Linked DNA regions of Homo sapiens: region 1 is linked to region 2. Evidence: read pairs that join two places in POLR2A ChIA-PET (ENCODE). Cell type or tissue: GM12878. All regions are shown on one strand. Each heading gives the region's core, and the rest is flanking DNA. Links, peaks and the distances in the headings are about the cores only.

What was found. ChIA-PET counts read pairs that join two places held together with the same protein. Peaks named below come from ENCODE experiments on the same cell type or tissue, not always from the same donor. Only the 100,000 strongest peaks of a DNase experiment are listed, where the experiment ranks them.
Region 1: POLR2A ChIA-PET joins it to region 2 with 10 read pairs; 2 of 35 experiments call an interaction of 5 or more read pairs at or near these places.

Annotation. Positions count from the first base shown.
Region 1 is chr2:37,308,466-37,316,377 of GRCh38, forward strand. It overlaps PRKD3 (protein kinase D3), which reads right to left. Exons shown (of 19, transcript NM_005813.6): 2 at 7,772-7,912. Among named protein-coding and RNA genes, the nearest start is that of PRKD3, 12 kb to the right of the region's middle. In GM12878, for the core only: no CTCF peak of the experiment used is centred there; no DNase peak of the experiment used is centred there.
Region 2 is chr2:37,819,150-37,827,061 of GRCh38, forward strand. PIRAT1 (PU.1 (SPI1) induced regulator of S100A8 and S100A9 alarmin transcription 1) reads right to left here. Exons shown (of 4, transcript NR_110012.1): 4 at 7,098-7,912. Among named protein-coding and RNA genes, the nearest start is that of PIRAT1, 53 kb to the right of the region's middle. In GM12878, for the core only: no CTCF peak of the experiment used is centred there; a DNase peak (open chromatin) is centred at 3,802.

The DNA.
Region 1 (7,912 bases), core at 2,975-5,474, 510 kb before region 2:
TCAGGCTGCAGTGAAGTGGCGCAATCTCAGCTCACTGCAACCTCTGCCACCACCCACCCCCACCCACCTCCCTCCCCACCCAGAGTTCAAGCGATTCTCCTGCCTCAGCCTCCCGAGTAGTTGGGATTATAGGCACCTGCCACCACACCTGGCTAGTTTTTGTATTTTTAGTAGAGACAGGCTTTTGCCATGTTGGCCAGGCTGGTCTCAAACTCCTGACCTCAGGTGATCCACCCACCTCAGCCTCCCAAAGTGCTAGGATCACAGACATGGGCCAACGCGCCCAGCTAGTGTCAGGTATTAAGTGAAGGTCTATGTTAATGTTCCTTCAACTGCTTAAAACTAGTTTTTTAAGCTCTGTTTTTTTTTTGAAAAATGATTCCTTTTAATTTCTCATGACTCCTTTGGCATACCTAAAAGTACCTTGTGCTTATCTATTTATGTTCAGATAGTATATAACTTCAGTTATTGTAGGTTTTTCTTCTCTTTCTCTCTTATTTTTCAGATTTTTAAATTAATGCTCTTGACTATTTTTCCTCCAGATAAACTTTAACATTGTCAGAGTAAAAAGAATACCAATAAAAATCTTTAATGGAAAGAAATTTAACTGGAGAAGTAAAAATTACACACTATCAGTCTTCCTTTTTCAGGAACATAAGAAGACGCATTCATTTTACAAGGTCTTTAAAAAATTTTTTAAAGATTTTAATTTTATTTATATTTGGACTTACCCGTTTCTTAAGATAATTGTTGCTAAATATTTTTAATCTTTTTTTCTAATGGAGATATTTATGCACTCTTGGTTAGTTTTCCTGTACCTCTTGTGACATCAAAAGATCTTATACAATGTCACTTAACTGTTCCTATCCCTTTAGAGTTGATTCTATAGGCTCTTTCCAACAGTCTAATTCTTGGGCATGTGTATACAATGCAAGAATATCTCAAATAACAGCCTAAGGGTACAGAAATACAGAGAAGCATGCTTACTTACTCACTGCTCAACAATGGTAATTAACTGACTAGTTAAATCAGTTGACCTCAAAATTATAAGATTCTTAAGTCACATATGCAATCACCATTAATCTAAAGAAGCATATTTGGCCAAGCACGGTGGCCAATCACACCTGTAATCCCAGCACTTTGGGAGGCCAAGGCTGGCAGATCATGAGGTCAGGAGATCAAGACCATCCTGGCCAACATGGTGAAACCCTGTCTCTACTAAAACTACAAATATTAGCTGGGTGTGGTGGTGCGTGCCTATAATCCCAGCTACTCGGGAGGCTGACGCAGGAGAATCCCTTGAACCAGTGAGTCGGAAGTTGCAGTGAGCCGAGATCGCGCCACTGCATTCCAGCCTGGCGACAGAGCGAGACTCCGTCTCAAAAAAAAAAAAAAAAAAAAAGGCAGCACATTATGCCCTTAGGAATATATTATACCAAAATATTCTAATATAGAAGTCACAGGTTTTCACATGCAGCCCAAGAACAGAAGATAAAATAAATCACAGAATTGATATACCATTAACCTCTAATTTTCTGTACCAATAAAAGGAGAATTAGTAAAGCTAATAGAAAACTGTGAGTACCTATTCAGATCAAGGAAGGAATCAGCTGTCTTCTACAGAGAAAACAGATTTTGACATATGTATATATTCTATAAAGCACAAATCAAAAAATTAACATAAACTTAATTGATAGTAGTTTTCAGTCATTTCTAGATTACCACTGGCTAATTCTAATAAATCTTCAACAGAGAGGGACCTCGAAGTGTAATAGCTCAAGTTTTCTTTTGAGTTTGGAAACCACTAAGATCAGATTAATACATAATAATATTGATTAGCTAGCATATACTGTGTGATTACTATTTGCTAAGTATTGGGCTAAGCATTTTAGAAACATATCATTTAATATACACACACAATGATGAGAGATGAGTGCTACTTTTAACCTCATTTTTCAGACAAGGAATCAAGATTACACAACTAATAAGTGGTAGAAATGAACTCCAGTTTAACCCCAAAACTAATGGTTTTAACTATAACACTATACTGCTTCATATTAATTCCTTCCTTTATTTATTCAACCAAAGAATATTCACTGAGCACCTACTGTGGCCATGATATCTGGCATCATAAAGCTTAGTTTTATAGTGGATACAGTCAAGAAAAGAGACAATTACAATGAGCATTATGAATGTTAAAATACAATGTGTTGGATAGGATGCCAACATCCATACAGAAAAAAACTTGCTGGAGGTCTAAGCAGAGGATGTGGCAATGAAAGGGTGTTCAAGGCTAGTTAAAAGATAGAACATGGCATGTCTGAAGCTTAGGAAAGGAATCTGGACCAGAGATCAGAGATTGATCAGCATTATTTTGTAAGTAATCTTGCAATAATACCTTATACATAAGCAATCACATATTTCTGTCACCTGCTCATTGCTGGCAACTACACGTCTGTCCAGTTAACTGCTGCAGAGTGAAGAGGGCAGAGATTATCACGAATTTCTTGAATAACTAATTCTAACACAAATAAAATTTAGAGCACCACTAGGAAGCAGAATCACAAAACTTTTTATCTGACCAAGCAAAAGAAAGCAGACTCTATATGTGCATAAAGAGACCAGTATCTGCTGTCTCACAGACTAGTGAGGATGTTAAAGGTATCTTGCTTTATCCATGCTACAAGCTATCAAAGTAGTAGCATGGCATTGTACCAGCAAAAGCTTATTTCTCCAGGTGAAGTACTACAGTTGGTGATGGCAAGCAAAAAGTAGGATTGAAAATATGATTTCATATTTCCAACAAGGTGACAGCTCTCCTTCCTGAGTCATTTTATCATATTGTACCTTTATTTCAGGACTTACATCTACCTTATATTAGGGCAATTTGACATTTGCTCATCTTCTTTTCTAGAGCATAAATCACAGGGGCAGGGAATTTGTGTTTCATCTTGGGAGCTTCCACAGTTATCTAGCACAGTGACTGAAGAGTAGTGCACCATAAATATTTGTTCAACTGAAGCAAAGCCATAACAGATAATGGCACCCAGGTGTAGGATAATTGTATAACACTATTTAGCTCTCTGCAAACTGCCACCAGGGAGACTGAAAATCTACCTAGAATTTGCAATTATCACATTAACCTATAATCAGCTGCAGACCTCTCTGAAATTTTTAATTTTAAGAATTTTTTTAAAGTATATTTTCAGTATGTGGAAAATAAGATGGCACTCACGGGACAAAATATACAATTTCAATATTTGAAAAAATGTATCTTCAGATTGTTACTTATCTGGTCCTTAGGCTTATCAAATTTCCATTAGACTAGAGGTTCTAGACTGTGGCTCTCATTAGAATCATAGATAGAACTCTTAAACAGACTCCCACTCCCAAAGGACCTGATTTAATTGGTCTAGGAAGGACCTGTTTAACCTCCTAGTTACTCTCCAGTGCAGTCTGGGTTGAAAACCACTGTTACAAATCAAGTCCACATTTAAAATGCATATAACCTTGCAACTACATGCATCGAGTTTGTAAACATCCTGATCCTTGTAACATGTGGCCTATTGTAAAAGATTTTTTAAAACTAGGTTTTTTTCTTTTTCCATAAATATGACAAAACAAGCTTTGAACTTTTGCCTATAATTTTTAAAAAAGCTAACCAGGAAATGCTCAATGATAAGAGTAATCAGAAAATCTTGTGGGCTGTTCAAAAGCAGACTGGTTAAGATTTTGTTGGGAAAAAATAGACACAAACATAGCAATAAAGCCTGCATTTGTCAAAATATATGTTATGAGTTTATTCATTTGATTATAACTATTTCATCAAAAATTACTGAATCGTGGAAATATCTGACAAGGAGCTTGGTTCACACCCCTTCAACTTATTTCCAATAGTAGGCTGGGAGTGAAAAAAATTTAAAACAATGTATTATTTCAAATGTGGTCATGGCACAGCTCAGAGGCAAACACAGCTTTTCTATCGTACTACATATTTCAAGTCAAAGTCTTGTTATAGCTCTGCCTTCTTGTTCCAGCTCTTATAGTGTAAATAAGAGTCCTTTTCACAGTCTATTTAGTGCCATATTTTCTGCATTTTTTTCATCTTTTGTTAGTGACTCTTCTGTTTAAAATGGCTCCCAAGCACAGTGCTGAAGCAGTCTAGTGTTCTCAAGTGCAAAAAGTTTATGATGTCCCTTATAGAGTAACTACACGTGTTCAATAACATTCAGGTATAAGTAACAGCGCTGTTAGCTGTGAGTACAATGTTAATGAATCAACTATATATATTAAATAAAGTGTCTTCAAACAGAAACACATAAAACAAGGTTATGTATTTATTGGTTGACGAAAATGTGACCAGAGGCTTGCAGGAACCTATCCTCCCACTAGGAACAAAGGTTCCACTAGGTCCTACTAGGAGCAATCGTTCACTATTAGCTAATTCAGTGTTCTCAGTGACTTTACAGAATATAACTACTATGAATAACAATAATTGACTGCATGTAGAAATAAAATATAAAAATGACAATAGGAAGAAAATAGAAATATACTGTTCTAAGGTATATATTACATTATAAAGTGCTATGATATTGTTTGAAGATACTCTGATCAGATGCATATTATATAAACTAGAACAGGGATTTCCAAACATTTTCTGCAACAGGCCAAACAGTAGTATTTTAGGCTTGGTGGGCCATATGGTCTCTGTCACAGCTACTCAACTCTGCTGCTGCAGAACAAAAGAAGCCACAGACAAGATATAAAGGATTGAGCACCCTGTGTTCCAATAAAACTCTATTGACAACAGGTGGTGGGCCAGATTCGGCTTATGGATACAGATTGCTGACCCCTGCATTAGCGGAATTGATGAAAAAAAAAAAAACTGTAAAGAGTATAATTAACCAGCAGTGGAGGTACTATGGAATTATATAATGTAATTCAAAAGAAGGCAGAAAAGGACCTGAGAACAGAAGGGACAAATAGAAAACAGCCAATCTATTTAAACACATGTTTTCTATATGGAAAACAGTATTAAATAGAAATGGCCTAAACACTTAAAAAGCAGAAGTTGACAGAGTGAATCTAAAAAGCATACCCAACTATTAATACATGCAAGCTAAAAAAATCCTACTTTACATAGGAAAACAGAGAGGTCATAAGTAAAGCATGTGAAAAGATATCACAATGCAAACACTAATTTTTTATAAAAAGAATGATTAACACCAAGTATTAGTCCCTCACTTAAGACAGTCCCTCACTTAAGATGATTTGACATACAAGTTTTCGACTTTACAATAGTGCAAAAGGGATACACGTTCAGGGAGCTCCTCAACTTACAATAGGATAAACTCACAGCAGATTGAAAATATCATATATCAGAACACACCTTCAACTTAATATTTTCAACTTGCCATGGGTTTATCAGGACATAACTGTAAGCCAAGGAACATCTGTAAGCTTCAGAACAAGATCTTGAAAAATTATATTGAAAAAGGGATCAATATATCAAAGGCTGTAAAAGTCCCAAATGTGTTTGCAAATAATAAGAGAGCGCCAAAAAATCAAAGAAAAGAACTGATAAAACTGAAAGGAGAAAGACAAATCTACAATTGTAGTTGAGAGATTTCAATAGTCCTTTCTCGAGAAAAGATAAGAGAAAGTAGAAAGAAGTCAATAAAGATATAGAAGATTTGAACACTATCAACCAATTGACCCAACTGACATTTATAGAAAACTGCACTCAACAAGAGTAGAAGACACGGGAGAATGGGGAGAGTTCCTCTTGAGGAAAAATGATTCCCCTGCAAGAGTCATTGTAAAATTCAGTTTACTATATCGATTTTATGCTGCTATGTCCACAATCAATAACTATTTTATATTTGTATAATTATCCTTTTTAAGCTATATCCTATTTCCCTGACATCACTCTAGTTGCTCACAGATCAAGATTTTTAATCTGGTTCTCCAAGAATTTCACCCACTGACCCACTCCTCACATTTATATTAATGAAGTAACACTGATTCTAGAATAATCCTGCAGAAAACTGGTAAACCTCTGTAGAAGTAAATCAATTAGCTCAATTTAGCCATTACACCACATATACATATTTCAAAAGAACATACTGTACTTAATAAATATATACAATTTTTTCTCAATTAAAAAACTGTGCAAAAAATAAGTAAATGAAATTTCCAAAGATTGAAAACTAAATCATAGAGAGTCATCAAAACACTGGTTATGAGTTTCTATGGTTTCAAATAAAAAGGGAACATTATATTTAAGTTACAAATATGTATTTAAGTTTAAAAATTAAATAAAAAAATTACAATCTAGTTGCAAAAGTGTTTGAAAACAGTCTGTAAAGGATAATGGAAGGGAAACTAAAAGCAAAGCTACGGAAGGATACAATGCTCTACAGGTCTACAGAAGTAAAGTTATTCTTACTTAGGAATAACTTAGGCCACATGTACAAGTCATTGTTAAAACAAAGGCAGCATAGGTCATTTTCACAAACTGCACAACATCTTTTGGATGGGTAATTATTTACATCAGAAGATAATGAATGATAAACTATATAAAGCGTAAAGAATTGAAACAAAGACAGTAAGATGAAGAGCATGAATTCCCAGAGAGAGATGATTTTTGCAAATAGAAAGTTTACAATTTGTTTGAAACAAATCTGAAACATGCTTGAAAATTCATTAAAATCTACTAAAAATAAAATATAACCAATTCATACAACCCATATAAACTCTTTTGATAACACAGAAAACATACTAGCCTCATCCATCAAATCGGGATTATTAAAGATATTTAGCTAAAGTTCCTTAAGAAAACGGCACGGTACAGGGAAGGAGGGTGAATGAGAAACAACATAAAACCACCCTGAATTTTCAAATATTTTGTCGTATATTCAAAATTAATTTACCTATTTTTTAAAAGACAGAAAGCATGGTCCTATATTAAATGGCAGTTTATTTTTCAGGACGTTCAGAATCTTCCTAAACAAGATCTAAAGAGAAGGAAATGGATAAAAAAAAGAGGGGCCAGAACACAGGGTACCTAGAGATAACAAGGTATGGAGATGGGACTCAGCTGCTAGCTACTGTGTCCCAGGGGGCCTTGTGCCCTCTACCTCCTGTTTTCTCTGAAAACAAATGAGATTTCTTATGCTGCCTTGACTCTATACAGATTTTCCTGCTCTTGAGAGACAAACAGAAGAGTGATACTTTAAAGCTAAAATAAATGCATTTTATTTATGTTTTCAGACTGAGTCTCACTCTGTTGCCGTGCCAGGCTGGAGTGCAGTGGCGCTATCTCAGCTCACTGCAACCTCCGCCGCCTGCCCTGCTCCCCACGATTCTCCTGTCTCAGCCTCATGAGTAGCTTGGACTACAGGTGCCTGCCACCATGTTTGGCTAATTTTTGTATTTTTAGTAGAGATGGCGTTTCAACATGTTGGCCAGGCTGGTCTCGAACTCCTGACCTCAGGTGATCTGCCTGCCTCAGCCTCCCAAAGTGCTGGGATTACAGGCGTGAGCCACTACGCCCAGCCAAATAAATGTATTTTAAATCTGGGATATATGTTCCAATTAGCTAGACTCTGAAATTTCAGTCTTTAGCCTCAGAGGTCATTAGAACTCTTCCAAAAATGCACAGAATAAACTACTGATGGATCAGTATGTCTTAACTCACTGGTACACGTATAATTTATAGAAAAACATCAGTAACAATATTATTTACTACTGATAATAGCACACACAGTACCTTTTGATAAACTATGGAGCACACAAGATCCTTGACAGCAGATAAAGACAGTTCCTGGGCTTCAATGGTAACACTCTCCCGTGTGAGGCCAATTTGCAGTAGAAATGAAACTGTATGCACTGAGCCTCTGGAGTTGGTGAG
Region 2 (7,912 bases), core at 2,765-5,264:
CCCAGAGTCCTTGGGGATTGTTTATGGATTGGCCTGTCCTCTCACCTTCCAGCAACAGAAGAATCAGCCTCTGTTGTTAAGAACCTCTCCATCACCCCTCTGGTGGCCTTGGCCCAGCCCTGGCCATAAAGAGGGATTTCATATCATTAGCGACTTCCCCTTCACAGCTCATTAGCATGAAATGTCTTGGCAGCTGAAATGACAAAAGGGACTCCCTCCTCACCAGTGATTTCATGGGGAGAGACAGAAAATATTGCATCCTAAAAGCAGCCATCAAGCAGCTGTATCTGCTGCGGCCATTGGGCAGCTGTATCTGCTGCTTTTGTTTGTGGCTGTGACTCAATAGCAAGTTGAGTTGCTGGAAAATGCTTGTAGTACTCATCATCTGGCAACCAGATGGCAAGTTGGATTTAACTCTACATGGTAGATCTAGTGGATAAACTAGTTGAGTCTGGAAACCTAACTTTGTTCACATTACCTGAAGGCTCTGCTACCAAGGCTAAGCTGGACATGTGGGGTAAGCTGAGGCACTCCAGATGGTCCCAAGGAAGTGTGATGTGTGTGCACATGTATAGACACACATATAAATATATACACACACATACACACACACACATATACTCACACATATATACATGTACACGCACAGTCATCCCTGGCATACGAGGGGTATTTGTTCCAGACACCAGTGTATACCAAAATCCCCACATGCTCAAGTCCCACAGTAGGCCCTACAGAACTGTGTATATGAAAAGTCGGCCCTCCCTATATGCAGGTTTTGCATCCCTCAATCTGCATTTGCTTGAAAAAATCCACCTATAAGTGGACCTGCCCAGCTCAAACCTGTGCATGTAGTTCAACATTTAACTGTATACTTATATACATATAAAAATATATAAATGCATTTACTTTTTGCCCAATATTTGTTGTCTCCCTCTCAAAGAAAATGGAAGGTATAGTCGTGTTAGCCCCCTGAGCAAGTTGCAGTTGAGGTCAGACCATGAAGTTCAAATGTCTTTTCTAGAATAACTGAATATGGCTTCACAAGTTAGAGCCAGAAAAAAAGAAGTCGAGAACAATAGTCCCCAAGGCTATTTGAAATGTGCACTTCTTTGAAGAACAAAAAGAATCAGTGACACTGTTAACCAAGTCTCGCTATTGATACTGAAGATGACACTCACAGCTCATGCTGTATGTTTGAAAATGCCAGCATTGGCCCACACTAAACTTGCAGATTTTCCTTCTGCCTTGGCCCTCTTGGTTTAACTATCACAAATATGCAGAGTTCACTCCAGCCTCACCTCTGCTTACTTACCAAGTAGAAATTGAAGGATAGAGGTGAAGGTGGTTTGATATGGAATTTATTTCTGCCATTTGCCCAGGACAGTGCATCAAATACTCCCTAGGATGGATCACAACGAGCCATGGTTCTGGTATTTCACAACCTTGTGTAATTTTCTCTCCTTGGTTATGTGCTGAAGTTGACTTGCTTCTAACAAATATGAAAAAATGATGAGATGTTACTTCAAGATTAGATCACAGAAAGATTGTGACTTCTGTCTTCAGTGCACATTTGGGTGCATATGGTTGCACATTTTCTTGCTCAATCTCTCTTGTTCTGTCTCTTACTCTCACTTTCTCACTCCTGCTTTCTTTGTTCTCTCTTTCTATGGGAAGTCAGCTACCATGTTGTCATTCAGCCCAGCGTAGAAGGACCTGCCAATAATTGTGTAAGTGAAATTGAAAACAGATTCCCTCCCCTTTTTCTCTCTCTCTCTGGCCTTCAGATGAGACCACAGCCCTGGCCAATAGTTTGCCTGCAACCTCAACAAAGACCTTGACCCAGGAGCACCCAATTAAACTGTGCCTAGCATTTTGATCCATAGAAATCATGAGATAATAAATGCTTGTTGCCTGATGCCACCAAGTTTGAGAATCCTTTGTTAAGCAACAGTAAATATCTAGTGCAGGCATCAGTGGAAGATAAAGTGATTTCCCCAGTAACCATTGAAAGAATGAGTCAAGTAGTTACAGGACTCAGTGGCCAGTATACTCACGTTATAAATAAATCCAGGTTTTGAAGAGGTGTTTTTCTAACCTGAAGTAGTGGAATCACTACATGTAACTCCGTGCATGTGGGGACCTCATCAGACGCATCACTACCACTGGTTGGAATGGTTTAAAGATGGTCCTACCCAGGGTACTATTTAAAATACAGAGGACAGGGCTCCACCCTGACTTGCTAAAATAGAATCCTTGGGGTAGGACCTGGATCTGTATTTTGAGAAAATCACGCTAGTAGTGTTGCTGTTTAGTTCAATTTGGAAACTACTAGAAAAATATAACCTCTCCAAGTCATCTTCTATATTGAATTTTATGATTCTTTCTGTGTTAAAGGGGGTTACAAATATAGTGCAGGTAACACATTTTGGAAACTGAGTCCTAGCCATGGGCTTAGCATACTTGGGTGTTGTAAACGTGGGTGTGGTTTCAGCAACTTGCAGAACTAGGGAAATTGAGCAATACCCCAAAATTTACTTGAATTCCTGAATCTAATCAAAGTAGTAATGGATTTTAGCATAATTCCATGAATAGTTTGTTTTCTAATAAAACAAACAACAATGTATTACTCAAACTGAGTATTTTCTGAGACATCATGATATGGGGAAGGAGACATTGGGATTAGTGTCAGAAGAACTGTGTTTAGGTGCTGGCTCCTCTGCTTGGCAGATATTTGACCTCGAACAAGTTAACTAAGTTCTACTTCTTCCAGTCTAGTTTGAATGGATTTGCACATATGTTTTGATATAACCATGATCATACTATTATGTAAGTTTTTAATCCTGCCTTTTTCATTTAACAGTACATTTTGAATGTTTTCTCATGTCATTAAAAGTTTTCAAAAATATAATTTTAGGGGCTCCATAATATTCCATTATGTAGGTGTATCATAAGTGGTTAAATATTTGTTATATCCAAGTTCTTATCATTATAAAAAACATTGCGAGAAAGATCTTTGCATGCAAAATTTGTCTACATTTCTTATTACTTCCTTAGAAGGAAATCTCAGAAATAAAATTACTGCATCTAAATGTATGAATAATTTTCCTGAGACACATTGCAAATTGCTCTTCAGAGAGGCTTAACCAACATGTACTTTTATCAGCAGAAAGAGAATTTTCATTTCAATGTCAGCATAACCTTGCCAGCATAAAGCATTATTTTTTAAACGTTGTTAATTTTATGGTTTATATATCCTTGCTAGTTTGATGGTCAAAATATGTCTTCTTGTTTTAATGTGTACTTTTTATCATGCTACTCAGATCAAGTACTTTTCCTACATTTAGTAATGAGACTCCTCGTTGGTAAAATGAGAATAACAATCCCTACTCATAGGGATATTGGAAAAATTTATGAAATGGTGATTTTGAATACTTCTTATGAATGCAATTATATGTTATCTTCAAAGATATAACTCTTATGATCTCAATTTAGTTGATAGCTATTTATATAAAGACAAATCACTCTCTCATGGGACTGTGGAGTTGAGGGCAAATCCCCTCCAGCTCCTTCATCCCATGCATTTCCATGTCATGTAATTAGAGTTCAGTAGCATTAAGAGTTGTAACGAAGGGAACTCAAATAAGTGACAAATGGACCCAGGAGCCTGCATGGCTATCTCCACATTGTTACTCTCAGTAATGGTAGGTGTTGGGGGTGGGATGACTTGGTCAATATTATGTTATTTTGGGGCTCCAGTTACTTAACAGCAACTTTCCATAGCCACTTCCTTCCTCTTTACCAGCCAGGTCCCTGAGTCATTGCTCAACCGTAGGTCCCAGCAGCAGTTAGCTCTTTTGAAGCAAGAACCAAGATATTGCCCCTTTCTGCATACCCTAGGAACTTGTCTGCCTCATGTAGAAACTGCTTGATTTCAATCGAATGAGAGCATGCACCAAGAGAAAGCTAGAATTCCCAGAATTTCTCTTTCTTTTTTTTCTTTCTTTCTCTTTCTTTTTCTTCTTTCTTTTTCTTTTTTTCTTCTTTCTTTTCTTTCTTTTTTTCTTCTTTCTTTTGTTTCTTTCTTTCTTTTTCTTCTTTCCTTTCTTTCTTTCTTTCTTTCTTTCTTTCTTTCTTTCTTTCTTTTTTTTCTTCTTTCTTTTCTTTCTTTTTTTTTTTTTTTTGAGACAGGGTCTTGCTCTGTCACCCAGGCTGGAGTGCAGTGGTATGATCTTGGCTCACTGCAACCTCTACCTCCCAGGCTCAAGCTATTCTTGTGCCTCAGCCTCCCGAGTAGCTGGAACTAGAGGCACATGCCACCATGCCCGGCTAATTTTTGTATTTTGGGGGAAAGACAGGGTTTCTCCATGTTACCCAGGCTGGTCTCAAACTCCTGGGCTCAAGAGATCTGCCTGCCTCGGCCTCCCAAAATGCTGAGATTACAGCCATAAGCCTCCATGGCTGGCCCAAAATTTCCATATTAACTGAATGACTTACATATCATTGCTCAATTAACTTGATTCTCTCACTTATTTGAAAAGAAAAATTAAGAAATAAAAACAAAATTATGATAAAGGCCTGAAAACACAGGGAGAATTTTTCAACAAATTCAATGTAAAGCATTCAAGATGTTAAATAATATGTGGTTTTCAAAGGAAAAATATGGTGGATTTAAATATAATCAATGTTCAGTCTGACTGTAACTTTGCTATTACAGACCTGGAATTAAGCCTTCCTTTTTTCCAGGAACTCTGTCCTCTGTGCCTGGAGGCTGTGACGAAGTGGAAGTTGCAAGGGGAGACTGTGTTCTTCTTATTTATAATTAAAAAATAAAAACGGGGATTTGGGAACCACTTGTACTAGTGCCTATAAACCCACAGTAAGGAATTTTGCCCTAGTAGCTTTACACAGACTATCCTTTTTTCTCCAAATTTATGGAGCAACTTTAAAGGCATTTTGTGTACATAATTATGCAGTCTGTGTTTTAATTCATTGGGAGTTCTGGCTGAGTATGGACTGCAAAGTTAGACATTTTGGGTTCAATTTTCTTTGGTATATCTGTCCCAGATATTACTTTATTTTATTTACACAACCTCATGATGTCTCTATAAACTTGCTTTTTTATCATCATCATTCTGAAATCTCATGCAATAAATAGTGGTTGCAGAGGGGGAAAAGAAAATAGCTTCTTAGCCTTTTTCAATAAGAGAGATGTCATTTTGTCCAGAAGGGCAGCTCATCCATTACTGCCTCCTTTCTGATGACCAGAATTATACAATGAGGCAACTGCAGCCCCCTAGAAGTGACAGTGTCTACAATGCCCAGGAAGCATTTGCCAGGGAAGCCTGCATCCATCATCCCACCTACAACTTGGGTTTATAAAATTGGAGAAGCTCTGGTCAGGTGGCCCTGGGTTTACCACAGTACAATGTTCCCCCAGCTCATGGCTGGTTTGGAATGACCATGACCACTGAAAACTGAGGGTACCCCGGATGAATCACAATGGAGAAAAAGGCACCAAGGGATTCACCAGTTTGGAAATGGCCATTTCTAATCTTCATGTTCCATATATGGCAACACCAAATCCTTTGGAATGGGATGAACACAGAAAAGGCCTGTATGTTCCACCTAAGCATTCTCCTTGCTGCAAGCTCTCTGGCCAGTTGTAGGGCATGCAGCATTGCTCTCTCCCACTTTATTATTTTAAATGCTATTCATATTAAGGAATGAGAGTAACTAATGTTTATGGGAGCTTGTTAAATGCTGGACACTGAGGCATGTTGAGGATTAAATGAGATGATGTCCAGTGCCTCATTGAGGTAAGTGTTGTCACAGTCTCACTTGTGAGGCTAGTAGACTGGATCTCAGAGGTCAGATAACTTTCCCAGGCACTGGCCTAGGAATGGGCTCAGCTGGAATTCAGACAGAGGCAGGCAGACCCCAAGGTCCCTGCTCCTCCCCACTGTGACTCCTGCAAGTGGTACAGACCCATGTTCTGGGCACAGGCATTAAATGGTCACAGGACTATGCTCAGTCTGTCTCACTTTTTATCAGAGAGTGAAGGAAAAGGTATCCAATCTATAGGGAGATGCCCTGCAGATAGCAAGGCCAGCACTTCATGTCCAGTCTTTCAGAGCTTTGTCAGACAGTCGATTTTCCCTTTCTAATGCTGTGACTGGGATGAGAAGGCAAAACAAAAAGAATTAAAAATATAGTATTTCTTTCCCTACTTGGCCCAAAGGAAAGGTTCCGTGGGAAGTTGAAAAACAGATGGTCCAGGGCAAAAATCAACAAGTTTGACATCCAGGATTAAAAACCAGATGGCACTAAACAATCTTTAGAAGCCTCTAGAGGGGCTTCAAAGAAATTGCCCAAAACTCCATGTATGTTTCCATGAAGGCAAGTAGACTTAGTCATACATGATCTTATGATCTGTGGCCAGGTTCTCCTCCACCCAAAATTGTTCCCTGGGATGGGATCAAGCTAAGCACTTTGGGAAAGGAATGGGACCTTTTAGGCCACCAAGAACAGAGAATCCTAACATCTTATGGCTTTAATCAATGCAGTTGTTTCACTGAGTTGACTGATCAGATTAGGCAGCCGCCTCTAATCTTCTCAGGCAGGTCAAGGCTCATAGAGAGCCCAGCATTTGAGGAAACATAAATGTGGTTTTTAGTACGTATGCTGTTAAAGTCCCAGCACATAAACCTCCAGAAGTCACACTTCTCCGAAACCAGTCAGATGTAGAGGCATCTGAATAATGGCTCTTGTAGGGAACCCTGTTCCTGCTTCCTGTTCTTCAGCTGCTTGGAAAACATTGCTGGAACACTGGGATCCACTGAGGGAGATTCTTCCAGAAGTGTCCTGTGTCCCAGACTGTGACTTTTCTAACCAGCATGGACACAGTTGAAATCTAAGCTCCACTGCATCTGCTGCTGCCATGATAGAAACACTGGCATAGCATGTGCTAGGTACCAGGCCCTGGTCTAAACCAGTCACCTATGCTAAAGCACTTTATCATCACAGTGACCCTGGGGGGAGGGTGGTCCTTTGAGGGGACTGATTCATGGAGGTTAAGTAAGTTGGCCAAGGTCACTCAGGTGGTAAAGAGTGTATTAGTTTCCTGTGGCTGCCATAACAGAGTACCACAAACTAGGTGGCTTAAAACAACAGAAGTTTCTCTCTCATAGTTCCATAGCCCAGATATCCAACACTAAGGCATCAGCAGGGCTGCACTCCCTCCAAAAGCCCCAGGGAAAGGTCCTTCCTTGCCTCTTCCAGCTTTTGCTGGCACCAGGCATTTTTGGCCTGCAGCAGCCTCACTCCAGTCTCTGCCTCCATCTTTACTTAGTCTCTTCCGGGTCTGCAACTTCTTCTGTCTCCTATAAGGAGACACTTGTCATTGGATATAGGACCCACCCTGATAATCCAGGATGTTCTCATCTCTGAGAGCCTCAATGTAATTACATCTGCAAAGACCCTTTTGCCTAATAAGGTCACATTCACAGGTTCCAGGGATTAGGAGATACATGTATCTTTTGGGGACCACCATTCAGTTCACTACAGCTGAGCAGCTGGGATTTGACTCAAGCAGTCCAGCTCCAGCACGTGGCCTCCGACCATCACGCCATGCTCTCTCATGTGGTTACTTTTCACAGGTGTCAGCAAAATGCCTGCTCAATGATCTGAGATTTTTTTTCACAAATCATCACAGAGCTGAAATGCTCATTTTTCTGTGCTGCTACTCTGTCCATGTTCCAGAAAGGCAGCACATTAAGTCTACACCACATCACGCATCCCCTGACAGATGGAGAGAATATCAGCAAATCAGATTGCTTTCTAAAGAAAACAGAATCCAACTTTGCAAATGTTTAAAGCTTGCATATTTTCAAAATTTCAAGCAAAAGTAGAA